Regions from separate parts of the Homo sapiens genome. Here region 1 is linked to region 2. Evidence: chromatin contacts called from ENCODE Hi-C or POLR2A ChIA-PET data. All regions are on one chromosome and are shown on one strand. Each heading gives the region's core, a stretch centred on a gene start or an enhancer-like site at or near the end of the contact. The rest is flanking DNA. Distances are from core to core; before and after follow the strand shown.

Region 1 (5,515 bases), core at 3,016-5,515, 2.3 Mb before region 2:
CTAACTAGAAAGTCAGGGTATAGTAAAGAAAACAATAGCCAGCTAAAGTATTTAAGTGGGAATTATATTAAAATGTCATGTCTTTAAAAATGTAAACATATATAGTCATGAGGTGCACCACTTGCTTTTCCCTTCAAGGAATAACTTGCTGTCGGGTTGCAAGATGTGCAGTTAGCCAACAGCATCCAGCTACACCGTCTGTAGAATCCACCTTAACTTTCAAGCCAAGGCCATGCACATCCTAGGCAGACCCAGACATTGCCTGAGCATGGAGGTTCATGGCCAGGCCAGGCCATTTCTATCCAGTGTGGGACTCTCTTGCAGGCAGTCTTTGCTATGGGACTTCCATTATATTGGCTAAGACTTCGTCAGATCTACATCATGGACTGAGACACTCCCAGCTCCATCCTGCTTCCTTCTGCCTCTCCTTTCATAAGTGGCACATCAGCACCCCTGTCTGATATGGTTGAGCTTTGTGCCCCTACTCAAATCTCATCTTGAGTTGTAATCCCCAGGTGTTAAGGTAGGAACCTAGTGGGAAGTGATTGGATAATGGGGAAGGTTTCCCTCAAGCTGTTCTCATGGTAGTAAGGAAGTTCTCATGAGATCTGATAATTTTAAAAGAGTGGCACTTCCTCACTCACTGGCTCTTCTCTCTCCTGCCACTATGTGAAGAAGGTCCTTGGTTTCTCTTTGTCTGCCGCCATGATTCTAAGTATGAGGCTCCCCCAGCAATGTGGAAATGTGAATCAGTTAAACCTCTTTCCTTTATAAATTGCCCAGGCTCAGGTATTTTTTTACAGCAGTGTGAAAATGGACTAATACATTGCCCCACCTTGATCAGTCTCCCTTTATCTTTCCCAGGTGTGACCCCCTCCTCCTCATACACTCGTAATTCTGCTTCCTGGAGAATCCAAACTGATACCTATACCTACTATGGATATGACTACTTAAATATACCAAGCACTTATCATGAGTGGGCACATACAACATGACCAAAGAGGCAAAGTGCTAGGTTGGCTTTTGCATCAGAGAATATTGATTAAAATCCCAGGCACAAATCATAGAGTGGCTTCGAACTAGTGTCTTATTCTTAAGGTGAGGATGATCATGGTGATACCTGATGGGACTGTGTGAGGATTAAATGAGATAATCATGAAGTTGATTTCTAAACTATTATGCACTGTATTACTTTTAGTTGTCACTATTATTTTATAATTTCAAGCAATTTTACATATCAATTACCAGCTGATTAATTAACATTCCTTTATAAATATTTATTAAGCCTTCACCATGTAACTGGTACTGGTCTAGGAACTGAGGAAGGCAAAGTTCCTGCTCTAGTGAATCTCAGATTTTCTAAATTAATCAAGTAAATATGAGTTTCATTTAAAATAAACTAAGCAACAGGTCGCTAACATAGGTGGTCATATCTTTGCTTGGTTCGATTCTAATAGCAGCTTGGATTCGTCCCAGGATTTGTCTTTGTTGATCTTTCCTGCTGAACTACCTTTTCTTTCTTTCGGTTTCACCATCCTTGATGCTGTGAATCCTGCAGGGAGCTAACAGGCTGGTGTGATAGCTTCTTACTACACCTACAGCTCAGCGAGTCCCGCCACTTGCTTTATACACTTTGATTTTTCTCTTTGCTTCTCTCTCCTATCTGACCCCCCTTTTCCTGAACACTTGCTGCCCCCTATTTCTCTTTTCTTCACTTTTGCTTTACTTCTTTTGCTGCCCCATTCCGTGGGAGACCCTATCTCTGTTTCTTCAGGTGGCCCTGTGGGTGTGAAAGAACAAACTTCTGGGCAGGCATACACCAGTGGTACACCAGCGGTACACAGGAAGACACCCCTCCCAGGAAACAATACCTCTGCCTCTGACACTTCCGGGAGCCTTGTAGCCACAGGAATCAACACATGTCTCTGCAACACTTCAAATTAACTCAGGCCTCAACAAGGCAGAGAGGGGTGTAGCCATACAGGCATGATCAGGGCCAGCTTATCACCATTCACTGGGAGACTGGCTGGAATGTGGATGTGCCGAGTGAAAAGTCAAATGTCTGCCTAATAGCAGAGCCCTCCACTCTGAAACACAAATGGCCCACTACATTCCTCACTCATAATTTTTAAAAATTTTTTAAAAAAATCTTTTACCCTAATGTCCAGTAGGCTATTGAACACTAGCTATCAATTTTTTGCCCTATGCCCTACAGTTAAAAATAAATGGCCAGGCAGGGTGGCTCACACCTGTAATCCCAGCACTTTGGGAGGCTGAGGCGGGCAGATCACAAGGTCAGGAGATCGAGACCATCCTGGCCAACATGGTGAAACCCCGTCTCTACTAAAAATACAAAAATTAGCTGGGTATGGTGGCATGCCTGTAGTTCCAGCTACTTAGGAGGCTGAGGCAGGAGAATTGCTTGAACCCGGGAGACAGGTTGCAGTGAGCTGAGATCATGCCACTGCACTCCAGCCTGGGTGACAGAACGAGACTCCATCACAAAATAAACAAATAAATAAATGTGTGTGCATAAATATGTACACACATATACATATGTATATTTTATATACACAAGTATTTGTATATCTAAAACCAGTTTCACAAAACAGTACCCTCATTACATGCATAGCTCAAATTTTTTAATTTCTTTATAATCTAGTTATCTTAATAACTTTTTAAAATGCTGGTTTTGACCTAGAGATTTTTAACCTTGTGTGTGTGTGTATATGTGTTTGTGTGTGTGTGTGTATCTGTTTGTGTGTATGTGTGTGTGTGTATGCATGTGTGCACGTGCCATTTCTACCCCATGTGATGAAGCCTATGGATCCTTTCTTGTAGTGTTTTTAAATGCATAAAGCAAAACTCTTAGGCTTACAAAGGAAATCAATGATATTGAAATACAATTCTATCCTTGGGCCTCTTGTGGGGAAAGGGCAGTGTCCACAGACCCAGGTTAAGAATCTCTGCATGGGTAAATTGATTTCCCAGCTGACTGCTGAGCCACAACCTGCAGTTTGGAAAATAAGGCTGTACAAAGCCTCAGAACATTTTGTTGTAGTTAAGTATTTCAGATGCTTATTATCCTGTCACGGTTTTAACCCTCTTTTCCCTCCCTTTCCCCATGCTCCCTCTATCCAGTCACCCACACCCCACCACATGCACATGCATGTGTACTCACTTACATGCATGCACATATATGTTGCCACATATCCACATACACATAGGCACACACATGCACAGGCACACACATGCAGATCTTAGGTCACATATCTGGAATGAGATGAGGCACTAGACCACTGGGTCCAGCCCCTCCTGTGACCCCAGTCCCACTCCCTGACTGCCTCTGTGTCACAGCTCCTCTGGCTCCTGCCTCAGAACTACTCTAGTGGCTCATTATCTCTGCAGGGCAGCGCTCACCATCACGACTTTCTTGTTTTCTTTCACAGCATTGTGAGCCAATAGGTGCATTCTGCCTCAGAATAGTGGTGGAGACTGGTGGTGGCACAGCCCAGAGCTCTTGACGTTTATTTTCTCAGGCTTCAGTGAACCTTCTGTGGCAGGTGTTTCCTTTTGATAGGCGGCAGTTCCTCCCTGGGTCACTCCAGCCTGCAGCTGAAGCCCTCACTTAGCTCACTGTGGCTGTACTGAACACACCACCTCCCAACATGGAGCAGCCTAGCCAGGGGGTGCGGGAAGGAAAGATGGTTGCTGCCACAAATGAATGACTCAGCTACCTTCTCCAATGGTTTGATATTGACGTTTCCTCCTGTCATAGCAAAAATGCCCAGGTGAACTGTTTTCTCCATCGCATGTAGAAAGATGATGGTTGTCTGAACTGGTTCCAGGTAATGGACAGTGGTAAGCGCTCCCTTCTCTTATAGTATGTTATGGATTGAAGTGTGTCTCCCCACAAAAAGATATTACTGGAGTCCTAACCCTGAATATTTCAGAATGTGACCTTATTTGGAGATAGTGTGTTTACTGAGGTAATCAAATTTAAATGAGGTCATTACAGTCTCTAATCCAATAAGACTAGTGTCTTATAACAGAAACGAACGCTTACAGAGGGAAGACAATGTAAAGAGACACATGGAGAAGATGGCTGTATTTCCATTCTCATGCTGCTATAAGGACATACCCAAGACTGGGTAATTTATAAAGGCAAGAGGTTTAATTAACTCACAGTTCAGCATGGCTGGGGAGGCCTCAGGAAACTTAGAATCACGGCAGAAGGGGAAGCAAACACGTCCTTCTTCAAGTGGTGGCAGGAAGAGAACTGAGTGAGTAAAATGAGGAAAGTCCCCTTATCAGATCTCCTGAGAACTCACTCACTTTCACGAGAACAGCGTGAAGGTAACTGCCCCCATGATTCAATTACCTCCCCCGGGTCCCTTCCATGACACGTGGAGATTATGGGAACTACAATTCAAGATGGGGTTTGGGTGAGGACACAGCCAAACCATATCAACAGCCATCTGTAAGCCAAGGAGAGAGGCCTGGAACAGATACTTCCCTCGCAGCTCCCAGAAGGAGCCAATCCTGCCGACACCTTGATTTCAGACTTCTGGCCTCCAGATTGTGAGACAAGAACAGCAACTCGGCCTGTGTTCTCTGCCCTTGAGGTTGAAACAGGGAGCAGAAGGTTTTTTTTCCCCTCTGTGTTGCAGCATGGAGTTCTGAATGACAGATGAGGGGTTGATCACCCTCCACACCCATGCTAAGCCTTATGGCTTCACGGGGTTCAGGCTTCCTGTGTTCAGTCTTCTGTGTTGCCAGAAAAATTTGCATACTCCCATGGACAAAGAAAGCAGCAGAGGAGAAAGAAGAGCTTTCATTCACTTCCTCTTTGGGGTGAGAGCAAGTCTGAATGCTCTAGAATTGATTCTATTAGAAAAACTCTCTGACCCCAAATATGAATATTTTCACCACACCCAATACTCATAATTTTAAAAATAGATCTTTTGAGTTTCATCCTGACTAGTAACCTAAAGATCACTGACTTCTGATTTATTTTTTTATCATGCTCTACAGTTAGAAATGCAAACATATAGACTAGAGAGGGCCACAGAGGTGTTTGATCCCATCACTTCATGTAGGTAGGAAGATGTTGAACCCCTGAGAGGGGTCGGAACTTGTCCAAGATCACACAGCAGGCAGAGTACATCAGGACCTCAAACCCATATCTTCTGCCCTCTCCTCCTAAGGTCTCCATCACTAACACCCTGTCACGGTCCATCCTGCTAAGGAAGTCTCTACTATAAAATCCCATACCTTGAAAATTAATTGTTTTTCCACTCACACGTTACCACCCTTCCCTCCTGCAAACATTTGGAAGTTGAAAGGTCGCACAGCCTTCATGAAATTAACCAGAAGAATTGAAAGGAAGCTGATGACAAAAGTACTTCAAAATCTGTTTTTCATGAAAACAGCTTTTTCTTTTCCCCCTCAGATCAAACTGAATTTTTCTTTTTATTTTTGCGGTATTCTTCTAATTGTGCCTTTTTAAATGTGT
Region 2 (5,142 bases), core at 1,542-4,041:
ATGCTATATGGACAATGTGCAATCAGTTAATATCTGAATGAATGAATTGACCAACTTTTGAGAACAGAGTTTGACATAAATTTGGTGGTTTTTGGTTCATTGTGCTTTAATTGAAGGAGAAGTAGACATTGTACTTCACATTAGGCTACTCTTTAGATAAGCTTTCCATTACATGGCATGTGTCTTACTTTCTTACTTGATAATGGCTCTGTTTCTGAAATTATATAAACAGATTTTTACTGTTTTTAAACTTTACAACTTAATATTAGACTGTAAATTATTTACTTATTTATTGGAAACAAACTTTTAGATACAGAAATTGGTCTTTTAAGACAACAACAAAAAATACCTAGTTTTTAATCTGGCTCCTGTCTTTCATGACTAAGTCTGACTGATCTTTCTTGTTATATGATGCTTTATAAGATTGATTCTGTATCCGGGTTACCAACGCTTCCTGTAACAGAAGAAAAACATTCAGATCCTTATAGTGCTGAGTCAGGGGAAATTATTACATACAACAAAGGAAAAGTCTTTGATAGGAAATATTGCTTCTGGTAGGAAATTAAGTACAGAGTACAAGGATCTAAATGTCTGTCATATAAACAATGGGCAATCTTATTAGGCAATTTTGGACACCTATTACGTGGCTTTATTTATTTATTAATAGTAGGCTTTTCTCATCATGGTTCATGGGGATTTGTAAGGTAACGATACCCTGGACAGCCTTCCAAGATGTTTTGATGTTGGCAGCAATGCATTACTGGGGCAGGGGCAGGGGAGGAGGTAGAAAGTGTGATAACTCTGCATCACTCCTTCTTCTTTGTTCTCATTTATAACACCTAAGGCATTGGAATTCCCCAGAGTAAGAATTCTAGTGAAAAGGGAAGCAAATAAAATACATCTGACAGTTGGGATCCTTGGGTTTATACATGTGCTGACTAATTACATATGAAATGAGATATCCCCTTAAATTAAAACTATTTGAAGATACCACTTCAAATATATGTAATAGATGATTTACACTTCTTATCATGGCTTTCAATAGCAAGAATTTCTCTTGCAGTAGGATAATTAACTAGAAATATAAAGAAATGTTTCAAAAGTATAATAATGTAGAAGAAAAATAGAAAAATTTGATTTTGGAAGAAATCTTCCTCCATTATTATGAAGATAGCTGCAGTTTGGTTTTTTTTTTTTTTTTTTTTTTTTTTTTTTTTTTTGGGACGGTCTTGCTGTGTCGCTCTGGCTATGGTGTGGTGGCATGAACACAGCTCACTGCAGCCTGTACTTACTAGGTTGAGCCATCCTCCTGCCTCAGTCTCCAAGTAGGCTCCCAAGTAGGTGGGACTACAGGTACATGCCACTATGCCTGGCTGATTTTTAAATTTTTTGTAGAGACAGGGTCTCGCCATGTTGCCTAGGCTGGTCTTGAACTCCTGGGCTCAGGCATTTCTCCTGCCTTGGCCTCCCAAAGCGTCAAGATCACAGGCATGAGTCACCACACCCAGCTGATAGCTGCAGTTTTGTGTGTGAGAGTTGATCTTCTTGCCTTTACTGTGACAAAACATCTTTATGGAAAGACAAACAGTATTCGTTACGTTTATTTTACCTGTGTATTCAAGAATGTTTATTTTTTTCATAAGCTACAAAACCAGATTAGAAAAGTAACTTGTATTTCCTAAAAGGAGGCATATTTTAGGAGCTATATGAACTGGGCATTTTTAATTTTTTTTCATTACTTTGGGGAATATTTCAGGATCTCATCAGCATTCATTACATGGGAGGACAGGGGATTAAAAAAACAAAATTGATTGTTAATGAATTTTTTTTTTTTTGTATTTAGGAAGAAGAAAGACTGTAACTTAAAAAGAATTGTGGCAAATTATATATGTTAAATATTCTGGTCTAGAAATGTGGTATAGAGGTTCCCTAGAAGCTTCTGTTCCACTGTGGTTAAAATGTTTTCTCACCTTCTTGAACTGTCTTTGTAGGTGATGTCATGAAATGTCCCAAGAGAACGTTGTATAAAACTTCCTTTGACCTTTCTGGACTCAGGGCTGAGCTCCTTAGACCTACAGTTTCTTGTTAAAATCGAGTAGGTTGTGTTTGAAAAATAAAGTTTATTTGTAAAATTATTTCAGTTTATATTTTATGTATAATCATCTCTCTTACAAATATATGACTCAAGGAAAGATAGTATTTTGCCCTAGGGTCAAGAGTGAAATTATTTAAACTTATTAGTGCATATTTATTTCTTTTCTATTTTATGCTAAAAAAATGTGTGGAACTAAAATTTGAAAAGATACTTATTTTGTTAGTTTAGAAAATGTTTAGTATTTCATATAATCTTAACTTTCAAGTATTTTGGCGTCTATCTTAATATTTTCTCCTTTAAGAAAAGACAAAAATTAAAAATCTTATTCTAACTTAGTTTAGTCCACTCAGTGAAACAGCATTTAATATTTAATGAAAATTGTTTTGTCGTTTCCTTTGACATCTGTATTAAAGATTGCTAATTGCCTCCAAAATCCATTTTGTCCCTTTCCTATCATTATATATTTCCCCATTGTTATCCATCCATAGTAAAGATAGCATTTCCTGGGTTCACATGTTGCTGATGTGGCCCTGTGAGCAAGTTTTGATGAATTGGATGTGAGTAGAAGTGAGCTGTGCAGCTTCTAGATCATGCCCTTAAAGGGAAGCCACATGCCCGCTCATTCCCCTTTTTCCTGCTCCCTGCTGGCTAGAATGTGAACAGGGTTATGAGTCATCTCAACCATGTGAAGGAGGGTGATGGAACAGGGATGGGAGAAGGAGCCTAAGTCCTTGACTTCTCCATAGACTAGAGCTGCTTTGCTTAGGCGAGAAGGAAATAAACATCAGCATCAGATAGTATTATTCTGTCACACTTAGCCAAAACTGTGTATAAAATACATTACCATGCTGACAGAATTCACCATTTCTGCTGTGTTTTTTTGAGGTTTAAGTTTCAAATTTGCATAATATGTGAAGGCATTTTCATGTGAAATAAAACATTATTAACTATATCTTGTTTTCAGAGCAACCACTGGATTCATGCTAATACTGCTTTTATATTACAGTTATTCAGTATTAAACCATTTTGTGACTATCTGTAACTGTTAGATGTATGACCCATTTGAGGCGTAAACAGAGTGCTGTCTCTTGATAATCTAAATTTCCTGTCTTAAATTTTTGTGTCTGCTTTGCCTCCCTTTCTTTGTCTTCCTCCCTCATGTCTTTCCCTCCCCTTTCTGCCTTTGGCTAATGTCTGGGCCAGTGCTGGTAAAGTGCTCCCTGGCCAGTCCATGGGAGTTTAAGGACCTTAACAGAGACCAGGTTCCTGGCGTTACTTCTGAACACACACACACACACATACACACTGGTAAAATTCAGTTACTTGCTTGGGGAGTTTATGAGTTTATATTGTAATGGATGGAAAAATGCCCTGTGCTTTGCAACCTTTTAGACTAAGTAATAACACTTACAAGAAATTGTGAGTGTTATGGGAACCAACTTCTGTGTGGGAGATGGGTACGAGGGAAAAAAAAAGTTTCATAATGATGAATGAGAAATTTTCAGAAAGCATTGTTTGGTTTGTCATTTTCAGTCCAGAAGGTTACTTACGTCATTTACTCTGGGGATGGAATATAGCTTCACTGAATGACAGCATTTGGTTCCAAGTTATTTAGTTATGTTTCATTGTGTTGAAATACCCTACCTTTGCCAGAATCGTTGTAAACTATGTGTGAAGCTCTAGGTGGGGAAAAATTGAAAGGAGCGCCATATTATATTACAGGAACAATTCATGTCCTACTCTTGGTTTCCTTTCAAAGCCCTGTATTTGTGGCTGTGCTAATAAATTCCATCACATTCATTATGCATAGCTGTAAGTGTATGTAAATACCACGCATCTTGCATTTTGAAGAAAACCAGGGAGTGAACACACATAGTCTTTCTTGCCTGGGATTCATTTATTTTTTAAAATTCATTTTATATATGAATGAGAAAGTTGAGGGAACATTTCCTTTCATACCAACATAGAAAATCCTCTAATACCACATCCCCTGTCTCCTGGTCCTGGGAGCAGTAATGGGATTTTCTGGGTGCATTTGCATCATGTGTATCATTGCTTTTCTGTTTATGTTCAGAAGCCTTTTCTGCCAAGGCTTCCACAATCTTCTGACCCCAGCAGCAGGTACATCCTTGTAGATGTCAGTGTAAGTCTTTATATTATGAAGAGTATTTGAGAGAATGGTACAAGAGGATGAAAGGGTGAATGGAAGTTGGGGGCAAAATAATGGAGGGCTAAAGAATATAGATTTGATCTTACAAAAGCTGTCGAGAAACCATTGTGCATTCTTAAGCAGTGAAGTGGCACCATTTAAAATGCACATGAATGATTAGTCTAATATAGTTTGTCTGACGGCAAAGACTGGAGAGTGGAGTAAGAAATTTGTTGGATTTTATACCAAAAAGCTAAAGTGTTTCTAGGATAGCATGTCTTGTTTAATATTTTATCTTTTTTCAAAATGGAGATCATGTTTTATACTGCCTTGTTATATGGTTTTATTACTTCTTTATGAATGACTTAATAGAGCATTTTGTGTATGTGGTAAATATTTGTATGTTCGTTTCTCTGATCAAGAAGCTAATGGATTATTTTGAAGTATCTACTATTTTGTAGCACTACATGAGTTGTACAATTAACTTGAGTCCCCATAAACAAAATTGGGGACATGCTGGATCCATGTCATGCTGTCATGCTGGAGCCGTGTCATGCTGGAGCCATTTCAAACTCCAGTGTGCTTGACGTTAAATTTCAAAAGTCAAGGAAATTGTTGTTAAGGAGCTTAGTTGAAGCTATCTTTTCAAGAATTTAATCTACTAATTCATTTTGTTTAATTTTTAGGAATTTGTATGTCATTAAAATACTCTCAAAAATGCTGTTCTGATTTGAAATGAAATACGAGTATAAAAATTGGGGTCGATCTTTGGTACATTGTTTATTGTACTGGAAAATGAATGCTTAACATTAGTCTGTGATAGTGATATCATGCTATTTTGTATTCAAGCCTTTATATGTTTTCATCAGGAAGAGTCAGGCAAAAGCAGACAAAAATT

What was found. A loop is a pair of places that touch in the nucleus more often than their neighbours do. ChIA-PET counts read pairs that join two places held with the same protein, here RNA polymerase II (POLR2A). Pooled maps may share reads with other maps.
Region 1: a pooled map shows a loop between it and region 2 (20-fold over the local background). The contact joins the promoter of LINC01215 here to the enhancer-like site in region 2. A Hi-C loop is called at or near these places in 2 of 37 single-sample maps with no recorded cell type and 7 of 50 pooled maps. POLR2A ChIA-PET finds 5 or more read pairs at or near these places in 1 of 52 experiments (activated T-cell).

The regions. Positions count from the first base shown.
Region 1 is chr3:108,123,814-108,129,328 of GRCh38, reverse strand. It overlaps LINC01215 (long intergenic non-protein coding RNA 1215), which reads right to left and starts at 4,265. Exons shown (of 2, transcript NR_110030.1): 1 at 4,187-4,265. RefSeq lists enhancers at 3,253-3,352, 3,853-3,932, 4,153-4,202, 4,483-4,622, 4,693-4,742 and 2 more.
Region 2 is chr3:105,825,745-105,830,886 of GRCh38, reverse strand. All of the region lies in intron 3 of CBLB (Cbl proto-oncogene B), which reads left to right. Among named protein-coding and RNA genes, the nearest start is that of CBLB, 41 kb to the left of the region's middle. RefSeq lists a silencer at 1,884-1,933. Within about 2 kb of position 2,791, at least 7 of the 41 ENCODE cell types and tissues checked have a DNase peak (open chromatin) inside an H3K27ac peak, as active enhancers do.